4 separate regions of the Mus musculus genome follow, and regions 1, 2 and 4 are each linked to region 3. Evidence: chromatin loops called from intact Hi-C (ENCODE). Cell type or tissue: heart. All regions are shown on one strand.

What was found. Peaks named below come from ENCODE experiments on the same cell type or tissue, not always from the same donor. Only the 100,000 strongest peaks of a DNase experiment are listed, where the experiment ranks them.
Region 1: a loop joins it to region 3, with 12 times the contacts of the local background. A loop is called at or near these places in 11 of 42 quality-filtered maps.
Region 2: it touches region 3 in a loop (4-fold over the local background); 5 of 42 quality-filtered maps call a loop at or near these places.
Region 4: it touches region 3 in a loop (4-fold over the local background); 4 of 42 quality-filtered maps call a loop at or near these places.

What each region holds. Positions count from the first base shown.
Region 1 is chr16:15,636,446-15,638,945 of GRCm38, reverse strand. Mcm4 (minichromosome maintenance complex component 4) reads left to right here and starts at 1,546. Exons shown (of 16, transcript NM_008565.3): 1 at 1,546-1,835; 2 at 2,164-2,325. The coding sequence starts at 1,766. Prkdc (protein kinase, DNA activated, catalytic polypeptide) reads right to left here and starts at 1,080. Exons shown (of 86, transcript NM_011159.2): 1 at 904-1,080. The coding sequence starts at 1,057. In heart, no CTCF peak of the experiment used is centred here; DNase peaks (open chromatin) are centred at 1,145 and 1,455; H3K4me3 peaks cover 2,430 bases; H3K27ac peaks cover 1,881 bases.
Region 2 is chr16:15,052,277-15,054,776 of GRCm38, reverse strand. It overlaps the pseudogene Gm46561. Among named protein-coding and RNA genes, the nearest start is that of Gm41423, 61 kb to the left of the region's middle. In heart, CTCF peaks have their summits at 1,157 and 1,357; DNase peaks (open chromatin) are centred at 1,216 and 1,706; H3K4me3 peaks cover 1,216 bases; H3K27ac peaks cover 2,253 bases.
Region 3 is chr16:14,704,296-14,706,795 of GRCm38, reverse strand. It overlaps Snai2 (snail family zinc finger 2), which reads right to left and starts at 944. Exons shown (of 3, transcript NM_011415.3): 1 at 744-944; 2 at 1-85. The coding sequence starts at 822. In heart, CTCF peaks have their summits at 1,079 and 1,289; DNase peaks (open chromatin) are centred at 965 and 1,255; H3K4me3 peaks cover 2,227 bases; H3K27ac peaks cover 1,848 bases.
Region 4 is chr16:15,194,559-15,197,058 of GRCm38, reverse strand. No RefSeq gene overlaps it. Among named protein-coding and RNA genes, the nearest start is that of Gm41423, 82 kb to the right of the region's middle. RefSeq lists an enhancer at 943-2,500. In heart, no CTCF peak of the experiment used is centred here; DNase peaks (open chromatin) are centred at 888, 1,558 and 1,978; H3K27ac peaks cover 347 bases.

The DNA.
Region 1 (2,500 bases), 930 kb before region 3:
GAAAACCAGCTACCCCCCAAAATTGACACCCTAGACAACAGGAAGCAGCTTAAGAGACACAACACCCTTGCTCCCTTTTCACCATGGCTTTCCCCTCCCTTTTTCTTTCCTTCTCTTTATTATAACAAGGGAGGTATGTTGGCATCAGGACCTCCCAAACCTATGACATCACATAGGCGACAGCAAGGCCAGCAGACCTGTTGCCAAGACATCAGGCACCATATTCCCAGAATATCCACTTGGCTCACCTCCCACCTTTACCTGTGTTGTCATTTTCCATATAAATAAAGGGAATGTCCCTCCCTCTCTCACTCTCTCTCTCTCTGCGCCTTCTCTTTCTGCCACCCCCTCCAAACCTCTTACACGTGGAACTGTTTTTGGCCCAGTGTGCTGTGTTCAGATTCGAGCCTCTATTTTAACACATCAATTACTAAATGGTTAAAAAGAGCAAGGCACGTGTGGTACCTCACATCTATAACCCCAGTATTTGAAGGCTTGTTCTACATACATAGTAAATTCCAGACTATCTTGGGCTATAGCCCAAGATAGGAAATACCTAACCTAAAAAATAAAAATGTCTACAGAATTGCATGACTTTCATTAATTTTTGCAATTATTCTGAAAACATGGTGCAACGAAAAAAGGATTTTTGTCAAGGTCCTATTGAGTTCAAGCGAGTTTATTCTGGAAGAAAATACTTCCATCTTGCACTCTCATCCAACTTTGGATAAAAATGACTACCAAACTTGGTGGTCATTTTCCAACACCTGTTTTAAAGCATCTTCCTCAGATACTAGGAAGAGAGCAGTATACACATCTACCAATTCCATAAACTTTACGGGACGTTGACTACACGCACCACGGAGAGAAACGCTGAGCCCTGCGTCTAGGGACCTTACCCACCCTGCACTGCAGAGCTAGTGCTCAGCACGCACTCCTGCCCCAGACTACGAATCAGCTGGTAACTGGCCCCGGCAGCACTGCAGCGGTCTGCTGCGGACAGGAACTCCTGCAGCTGCAGTAGCCAACACCGTACGCCGGTTCCCTCCTCCGCCATCACGCCGGCACCGCTTCGCGCATGCGCGTCTCAGCACTCTAGCCAGCTCTTCCCTGAAGGCCCAGCCGGAACTGCTCCCTTATACTCTCGCGGGGGTGGGGGGGTGAAGACGCGCACCGGCCTGCAGATCTGTAGCGTTTAACATGTACACATCGGAATGCAAAGGGACAGAACCAGTCTAACCATGCGGAGATATCACAGATTGGTGTTTGCACTCGGGACAACGCAAATGTAAACACACAAGGGAGTTGTGCCGGCCCCGGGTTTCCCGCCAAAACGCAATCCCGCTGCAGGCTGGCCCATCCAAGGCGAGGGGCGTGCAAGTGAATCTAGGCTGTAATTCCTAGGTAGCGGTCGAGAACTCCCCCTCCGGCTTGCAGTGGCGCCTTCCGGAGGCGGAGCTACACGCCTTTGCCGCTGTGATTGGCCGGAAACCTTTTCTCAGAGTTCACTTACGGCGCTTTCCGGAGGCGGAGCTACGCGCGCTTGCCTCTTTGATTGGCCAGGCGTCTTCGGTCGCTGTGACGACAGAGCGGCTGGCGGGAATCGCTTCACCCTGCGGGCCCAGGAACGTTCTCCTGGGTGGCGCAGAACCCTGACTCGCCGTTTTGTGCGCGTTTGCAACTAACCCGGATCCGAGGTACGAGAGGTCCCGGAGCGGGACAACTGAGAGCCAGATTTCTTTTGTCGCGCAGCAACCACAGCACCATGTCGTCCCCGGCATCCACCCCGAGCCGCCGCAGCAGCCGACGCGGACGAGTCACCCCAACCCAGTCCCGTGAGTTCCCTCCTTCATCTGCCCCCTTTCCGCCTCGTGTCTCTTCCCGCAGCACTGTGGAAAGTCCTGAGTCCTTCGAGCCTGGTGTGTGGTTGACAGGCCTTGAGCATATAGTAGCCTCTGTCACCCACATACTGGGCTCTCGTCTCCAGGCAGTCTGGCGTGGTCAGTTCAGTTGACCCACCTTTTCCTACACCTTGTCCCTCTGTTCCAGTTTGAGGGTTTTGGGGGGGGGGTGTTCTTGTTTAAGTAATATGACTACCCTAAGGCACTTCCTGGAAGACTAAGCTTGAGCGTTGATCGTCTTTTTTGTTTTGTATGACGGAAGTTCGAAGTGAGGAAAGCAGGTCGTCACCCAATCGGAGACGTAGAGGCGAAGATTCTTCCACCGGAGAGCTACTGCCAATGCCCACCTCACCAGGAGCCGACCTGCAGAGCCCACCTGCACAGAATGCCTTGTTTTCCAGCCCTCCTCAGATGCATTCTTTAGGTGGGTCAGCCGTCGGTTTTGCTGGTTTACCAGTTGCTATTATTCTGTGTGTACTGATAGATTCTTCACTGAAACACCTGAGGAGAGAAGCAGAGTTGGTACATTTTAGGACCTAGTGAGCAAAGAAAGCATACTTTATAGTAGAACTACAATTGGGGTATGAAAGATTGCAGTA
Region 2 (2,500 bases), 350 kb before region 3:
CACAGTGGAACTAGGACAGCACTGCTAGGTACTTACTGAGCCAGGATGGTGTTTGAGGAATTTTCTTTAGCTGCTGCCATTTCATTTTGGGGGCAGACCTTGCTCCTCCAGAGCATGGTAATTTTGTACGAGTATTCATTGTGCCACTATTCATGAAAAACAAGACTCTTTCTGCTTATTTCTGAGTTTGGTGAGAGCTACAGTATTTGCACAGGGCACCTGTTGGAATGACAGGGCGCCAAGTTTTCAGATTCATCCACAGATGCTTCTGCAGGGTAAACCATCCTTGCAGAGGATTTGAGTTAACCCTTGCTCAGTGATTTTATAGGGCTGGAATGTGAGCAGATTCCTGCACCAGTCTCAACGGTCTGCCCTGTCTCCCTCTCCAGGAGTTCCATTTAGGTCCCCTGTTGTGAATGTATTCCCTCTAACTCTCTCTTTTTTTTTTTTTTGGTTGCTCTTTAGTCTAAGACATGTTTATTTTTCTTAAGAATTCCTTATGTAATTCTTGGAGCTTTTCAGAGAAAAACCTCAATAAGTGTTTTGTAAAAAATGTAGTGAAGTAATTAAAGAAATATGGATTAATATCCTGTGTAAAGATTCTGCCCTGACTAGGAGAAATACCAAGTGTGGCCTTATTTTACACGACTGGCATTTGGAGATGCTTTAAAGTGCAGCAGTGCTGTGGAGTGTAGTAAGTGGGGTGTGGGGCGGATGAGCAGGGCCTCGGCCCTGCCCTGTCAGTTCAGATAAATCGCACAGCCCCATTGTGGATCCCAAGCTTCAAAGCCCTAGTATCAGGTTACATTTTAAAAGCAGAAAGTCAGAGTCAAAAGACACAGAGATAATTTAGATTTAACTTTGAGGCCCTTAAAACTTACTTCTGATATTTATGTTTCTTACTTTCAGGGACACTGGTTTTTGCTGGTGCCTTTTTTTCCCCCCTTTTTCTTTTCGTTTTTCCTTTTTTCTTTTTTTTGAGGGAGGGACTGTAAACCTATACTCTCAGCTTTCCACCCTGCACTAGCCTGCCCCTGCTGTCACGGATACCTCATGATTTCAATTCCAACTGGACAGGCTCTTCTATCTGGACTTAGACTCAGGTCTAAGGACTTTGGGGACAAATGCTTCTGTGAGGCCCCTGCACGATCCTGTGTTTCTCTGGAGACCTCCTGTAGCCTGAGTCCAGGGCTGCACGCAGTTCCTCGGCAGGCCATTGGCGGTTCAACCGCTAGGCCAGCCTGCTTCCTTCATTCCCTGAGTTCATATAACAAGGGTTTAGGTCTCTAGGTCATTCCCTTTCAAAAAAATCCTAAGGCAGTTCCCATAATCCGTTCTGAAGGAAAGACACCTCCTTGTCCCCAGTTCACTGACAGCTGGGTCCACTAGGGGCATAGGTCCCTCCCCACACCCTCGTCCCCCACCTTCCCACCTCCCCACCCCCAGCCTGTGCTCTCTCCAGGGAAATGACTTTTTTTTCCTTTGCATTCCGCTGCCTCCACCCGACCTGATGCTGTGGAAGTCCACCTCTGCAGCTACAGCAGATGGAGTGGAGGCTGCAAGGAAAGAAAACGCCAAGGGAGTAAATATGTGTCAAGGAACTCATTGTCTGCGCTCCACCTGTTGTTATTCTGGTCCCAATCAACCTGCTCGCCAGGCTGGAGCCAGCGGCCATCTGGAAACACTGCTCTGTTTATAAACTTGGCATGAAGCAGCACTCCCGGGCCCTGACCTCCCACACGAATCTGGAAACAATTAGAGCAAGATGATAGGCAGGCTGGGAGCACTGCTTGGGGGGAGGATGGGGGAAGGCAGGAGCCTGGGGGTAGGAAGAGGGGAGAGCCTGAGGTTGGGGGTGGGGCGAACCCGTGTGGGGCTTGGCCTAAAGTGAGCGCTAGATTTAGCAAACCTGGCAGGGCTCTGACACTCAATTTAAAGAGAATGGAGAGAGAATAGCTGAAGTCTTTTTGAGGAAGGATTAGGGCATGGACTCAACCAAGGTAGGAGTGTAAGGCTTGTGAGAGCAAGGCTTAGGGATTTCAGGGACACTCAGGGGTGGGTGAGCTACAACTGCCTAGATAGCGAGCAGAAGGCAGCCAGAGCCGGGATTCTAGGATTGTCCAGAAAACGGTGGGTCCCAGTGGGAACTTGTGGGAACCCAATGGGAGTCCTAGTGACCAGCCTGCTTGGAATGTGAGGACAGGGCCTTAGGGAGTGGGGTAGTTGGATAATTAGCACCATACTTCTCCAACCCTTAGCCTTACAGGGTGTCCATTCTGATTCTGGAGATGCTCAAGGAACCAAACAGGATAAAGTCACGAAAGCCCAAAGAGTAGCTCCATTCTGAGCAGTAAGGGTGCAATGCTGTGCAGGAATAAAGGCCTTTTGCTCCTGGGAAGGGCAAAAGCATGCTTCAGGTCAGGGTCATCCTTGAAACTCACTTCTGAAAACCTGGTTTTCGCAACAGGAGCTTAAATCATTTATATTTTCCTGCTATAGA
Region 3 (2,500 bases):
GGGCTGTATGCTCCCGAGGTGAGGATCTCTGGTTTTGGTATGACAGGTATAGGGTAACTTTCATAGAGATATGGGGAAATAATAACTGGAAGAAAGAAAAGGAAGGAAAGAAAAAATTAAGGCAAAATATTTTTAAAATATATGTACACAGTCTGAGAGAGACCATAACAACATGCAGGAGACTCCATAGGAGACTCTCTAGTGAAGACAGCCTTACTCACAGGACACACATAAAGTCTTCCCTTCACCTGGGCTTACTGTCCTCGTGCAGGCTGACAGTTGCCCTGACTAACCTTCATTCTGGACTAGCCTTGCTGTCCCAATTTAGAACGAAGAACTAGACACTATATTAAAACTTTTTATAAAGTTGCTTTTCATTTTATGCGTGGGCTGTTCTAGCTGTACCGTGCCTGTGGCGGGTAATGGCATGCACGAATCCAGCTGCTTTCCCAAGTGCTTGGCTTCAGGAGATTGCTGCTCAGGCGAGGGGAAGGGTGCGATCACGTCCGTGCACTCCTTTTGCGTACACACAGGCTCAGAGAACTATACTGCCCGACCGGAAGGAAGCTTTCCTTGTCAGCAAAGATCTCAAAGGTTTTGAATTAAAACTTAACCTAAGTAATCAAGAGACTGCAAGGACAGTTTTGGCACAGCATTAAAAGGAAAGCGGCCCGGTGTGTTCTCTGAGTCAAGCAATAGAACCGCGGTTTACTCGCGCACAGATTTACAGAGGCGATTTTTACCTGTGTGTGTGTCCAGTTCGCTGTAGTTGGGCTTCTTGGAGGCGTTGAAATGTTTCTTGACCAGGAAGGAGCGCGGCATGGTGGCTGCGGGCGGGCGCGGGCGGATAACGGTCCAGGCGGCGGTCCTATAGCATCGCGGTGGCTCAGGTGCGGCGGGGGACAGGCAGGCGCCTCTGAAGTCACCCGGCTCCCTGCCCGACTGAGCTCCTCTGGGCGGGGAGGCGCCTTCTCCGTTGCTTTTTCTAGAAGTAACCAATCACAGCCAAGAGGTTCAGATTTCAGCTCCTCCTTCTGGAACAGCTGTGAATAGAGGAAGACTCTGTTGTCAGACTAAATTTTTCTGGTTCAAAATGGGCTGCTCATGGCATTTCAGTGGAGGCTCAAAATACATTAAATGTTTTCAAGAAAGGAAATCTCGGTTCTTGAGCACTGGGGAAACGTGTTTCCGCTAGGTGACCTACGGCGACTTGGCTTCCAGATGTGGGCAGTGCCTGGCAAGGCGAGGGCGGGAAGGAAGGGCGGCCCTCCGGACTGGGACCGCGCAGCCCCTAGTGGCCAGAGAGTCTATATTTGGAAGTTGCGTCTGGAGGGGGGTTATTGCACACAAGCAGCTGTAGGCTCTGGCTTTTGGGAAAGGAAGGTAAAGGCTCCCCGCAGCTGCCACAGCAGGTCTAGGGCGGCGTGCCAGAAAGTTAACTTGCTGATCGCTGCGTTAGACACTTGAAAGTAAAGCCTTACAGCCTACCCCAGGAACTGGAAGAGTGTAAAGATAAAAGGGAAGGCTGGTGCAGACTCCGACAATAGGCAAACTCTGGAAGAAGTATGGAAAGTTCTGATGAAGACATGTGACAAGACTTCCTCCCTTTGTAGCGCATGGTATTTTAGAGAAAGAAAAAAAAATATGAATCTCTACTGACAATTCTTAGTGTCTGCCGTTACTTAGTGGTGTTTTCTTTAGTCTTCAAAAGCCTCCCCCTTCCTCACGCCACATCCCTGGTTTGCATTAAAAGATGGGGTAAAGGATTCTTTTGCCAAGTTCTTTGACTGGCAGTTTAGGTAGTCCAGTAGCCAGCCGGTCACTTCACTTGCATTTGCACATAGGGGTAGGTGTAAAAATACTCCGAAGTGATTCATTTTAAAAGTGCAGTTTTCACTGTGCCCACAGGCAACTCTGTTTATTTCAATGTTACCCTGACTCTTCCCAACAAAATTGCAGAATCCAATTCCCCCACCTCCCCACCCCAAGACAACTAACTTTTTTTTCGTAACAGGTGCTGGAAGAAAACAGCGGAAACAGAATACCACCAGCGATGTTGAGACTTGCAAGAGAAAAGTGCATTGTCAAGCAGCATAACTTCTTAATCTGGGGATGAGAAAACGGGCGTGTGAGCGGGGGAGGGGGAAACCCGCAGACTTCCTGGGTTAATTTCAATGATTCCTCTTTCTCTTTACAATAGTCACTGATTTCAATGTCAAATACAGAAAGATATTTATATGAATCCTTAAACTAAGGGAACTGAATCTGCAGGTGACAAGAAAACAAGAAAATGTATTAGATTTCTTTCTAAGCTACCATGAGTATGGATCAGAGCTGGAGTCTGAGTTGACCTATTTCTAGTGGGTTTGCTCAGATTTAGACACCTGCTCTATAGGGCAAGAAATCTTGCCCCTTCCACCTAATTTCCAGTAAAACACACCGTTTGTTTTTTATCTAGTATTGAAAGAGGGCACAAAGCCACACATGACAACAGGGAACG
Region 4 (2,500 bases), 490 kb before region 3:
AGGCTGAAGACATGGGAGGTTTGAGTTAAGGACATGCTCCATCTGGTTGACATCCTCATCCTGTCTCCTGCACCAGAGTCCAAACTTGGCCCTGCATTTTAAAGGATATCTGGTTTAAGTAGTAGCTCTGTCTCAATACTAACAATCATCAAATATTACTTGGGCATTTGCTCATGGGTCTGGCTGGCTGGGTGAACCTGCAGGGAGAGGGGACCATGTAGGGAGCTTCATGTCACCATGTTGATTGACACTCAGCTTCTGTTGATGTTCTATCCCTATTACCAATAACTCCTCTGATTCATGAGAACAGATGTCCCTTCCTGTTCTACCTGGTGCCCTCTCAGATCACCAGCAGCATCCCTGGTGGCCTTGAAAATCTAGACCACAGCTTCTGCATTTGCCTAGTGAAGGTGGGTTTGTGGGCAGGGCCTGATGTTAGACTTCCCCAGTAAAGGATATGGTGGGCTCACCCACATTTTCATAACAAACCAAACTTATAAAGGCCAGGTTCAGCCAGTACAGTTGTTATTAGACGCGTTCTCACGACCGGCCAGGAAGAACACCACAGACCAGAATCTTCTGCGGCAAAACTTTATTGCTTACATCTTCAGGAGCAAGAGTGCAAGAAGCAAGAGAGCAAGAAGCAAGAGAGCAAGAAGCAAGAGCGAGAGAAGCAAGAGAGAGAGAAAACGAAACCCCGTCCCTCTTAAGGAGCATTCTCCTTCGCCTCGGACGTGTCACTCCCTGATTGGCTGCAGCCCATCGGCCGAGTTGACGTCACGGGGAAGGCAGAGCACAAGTAGTCATAAGATACCCTTGGCACATGCGCAGATTATTTGTTTACCACTTAGAACACAGCTGTCAGCGCCATCTTGTAACGGCGAATGTGGGCGCGGCTCCCAACATACAGTGGCCAGCCAAAGGCTGCTGGGGAATGCCTTCCACCCTAAACCAGCTAATTTGTGTCTGTCCTGAACACACAGCTCACCAAACAGTGCCAGGTCTGGCTGTCTTTGAAAGAAGACTTTCTTTCCATTTTGGCAAACTGTCTCTTGAAAGACACTTCATTCTTTTTATTGGATGGCTAATATTTTCACAAGTAACACATTCACTTTCTAAAGAAATCCTCTACCCTGTTCTTCCGGCATCCATCTCCCACCAGAATTTCTCTTATCTGCCCTTCTGTCCAGGGGGCTCTGGTGTTAACTCTTAAAATGTCAGACTGAATTCTCTAGAGAAGCCTGGTGGTTTGGGACTTGACTGAAGACCAGAAACAAAGAGCAACTGAACTGAAGCAAAACCATCAGGGCCACAGCATGGAAAGCTAGAAGCAAGCTTCCCAAGCTGCAGCATGTGTGCTGCCAGCCAGCCGGCGCCTCAGCGGCCTGGCTTGGCAGCCTCTTACTCAAACTCTGTTTTCCTTGGGGGTAGGTGGAGGAGGTGGAGGGAACCAGGAAGGAGGAGGGCAGCACTGAGGGATGTAGTTGCCCTTTGCCTCATGATTTATACTTGGTCAGAGTAGCCCTGTTCCGCTTGCTTTAGGCTGGAATGTGTCTTGGACATGTTGTTTCAATATGAGACAATCAGCTGGGCCCTCTGTGGAATGTCCCTGGAGACTGGAAACGACCTCCCAACAGGGTCATTTGTTCAGCAGAATTTAAAGCCACATTCTCCAACATCTGCATTCTATTAATACCTTCAGAATAATTCCTTCCTTCAGCCTTGGGAAATCAGAGGATGTTCTGAGGGACACTTAGCATTGAGTCCTTTTGATTTTGCTGCCTCCTAGAAAGATCCTAACCCCTTCCTCTGCTGTAGTGCAAGTGGATCTTCACTTTCCCAGAGTGAAATCCTGGATGGGCAAAATGTATGGCTGGACTTGTGTTAATGTACAAAATAGAGATGAAACAGAAGAGCTTGGCAGACATTCCTGGGTATGTGCTGAAAGCCAGGGAGGGGACAAGTACCTTCTGTGAAGGCCCCTTTCCAAGTCTTTGTGGGAGCCTGGCCAGAGCTGGATCCTCGTCATATCCTCCCAGGAGAGAAGGTTCTTAAAGGGAGGGAAGACAGAGAGTGAAGGAAGAGAAAATGGTTTCAAGGCAGCAGTACAATAAAGCCAGAGATAATTTCTTTAAGGTTCAAGTACACTTACTAGCTAGATGGAGTAGAAATGCAGCTCAGAGCTTCAGTAATATCCACTTAGTGGGAAAAGGTATGACTTGGACATGCAGCTGTGACCTTGGATGAGGCTGGTCCTGAGTCCTAGGCCTTGTAAGAAGACACTGGGGACATATTGAGTGTGGAGGATCTTTTAGTATGGAAGGGAATGTGATCAAAACTCTGATGCTAAGAAGGTATGGTTAATCTAAGAACATTTAATGAGTGCCTCCCCATTGTACACATGCAGCCAGACACTTCGTCAACTACTCTGAAGGAAGGAGAATCAGGGCCAATGTTGAGGACATCATTTCTGAGCACTACTCTTTTTTCTGAGAACCTG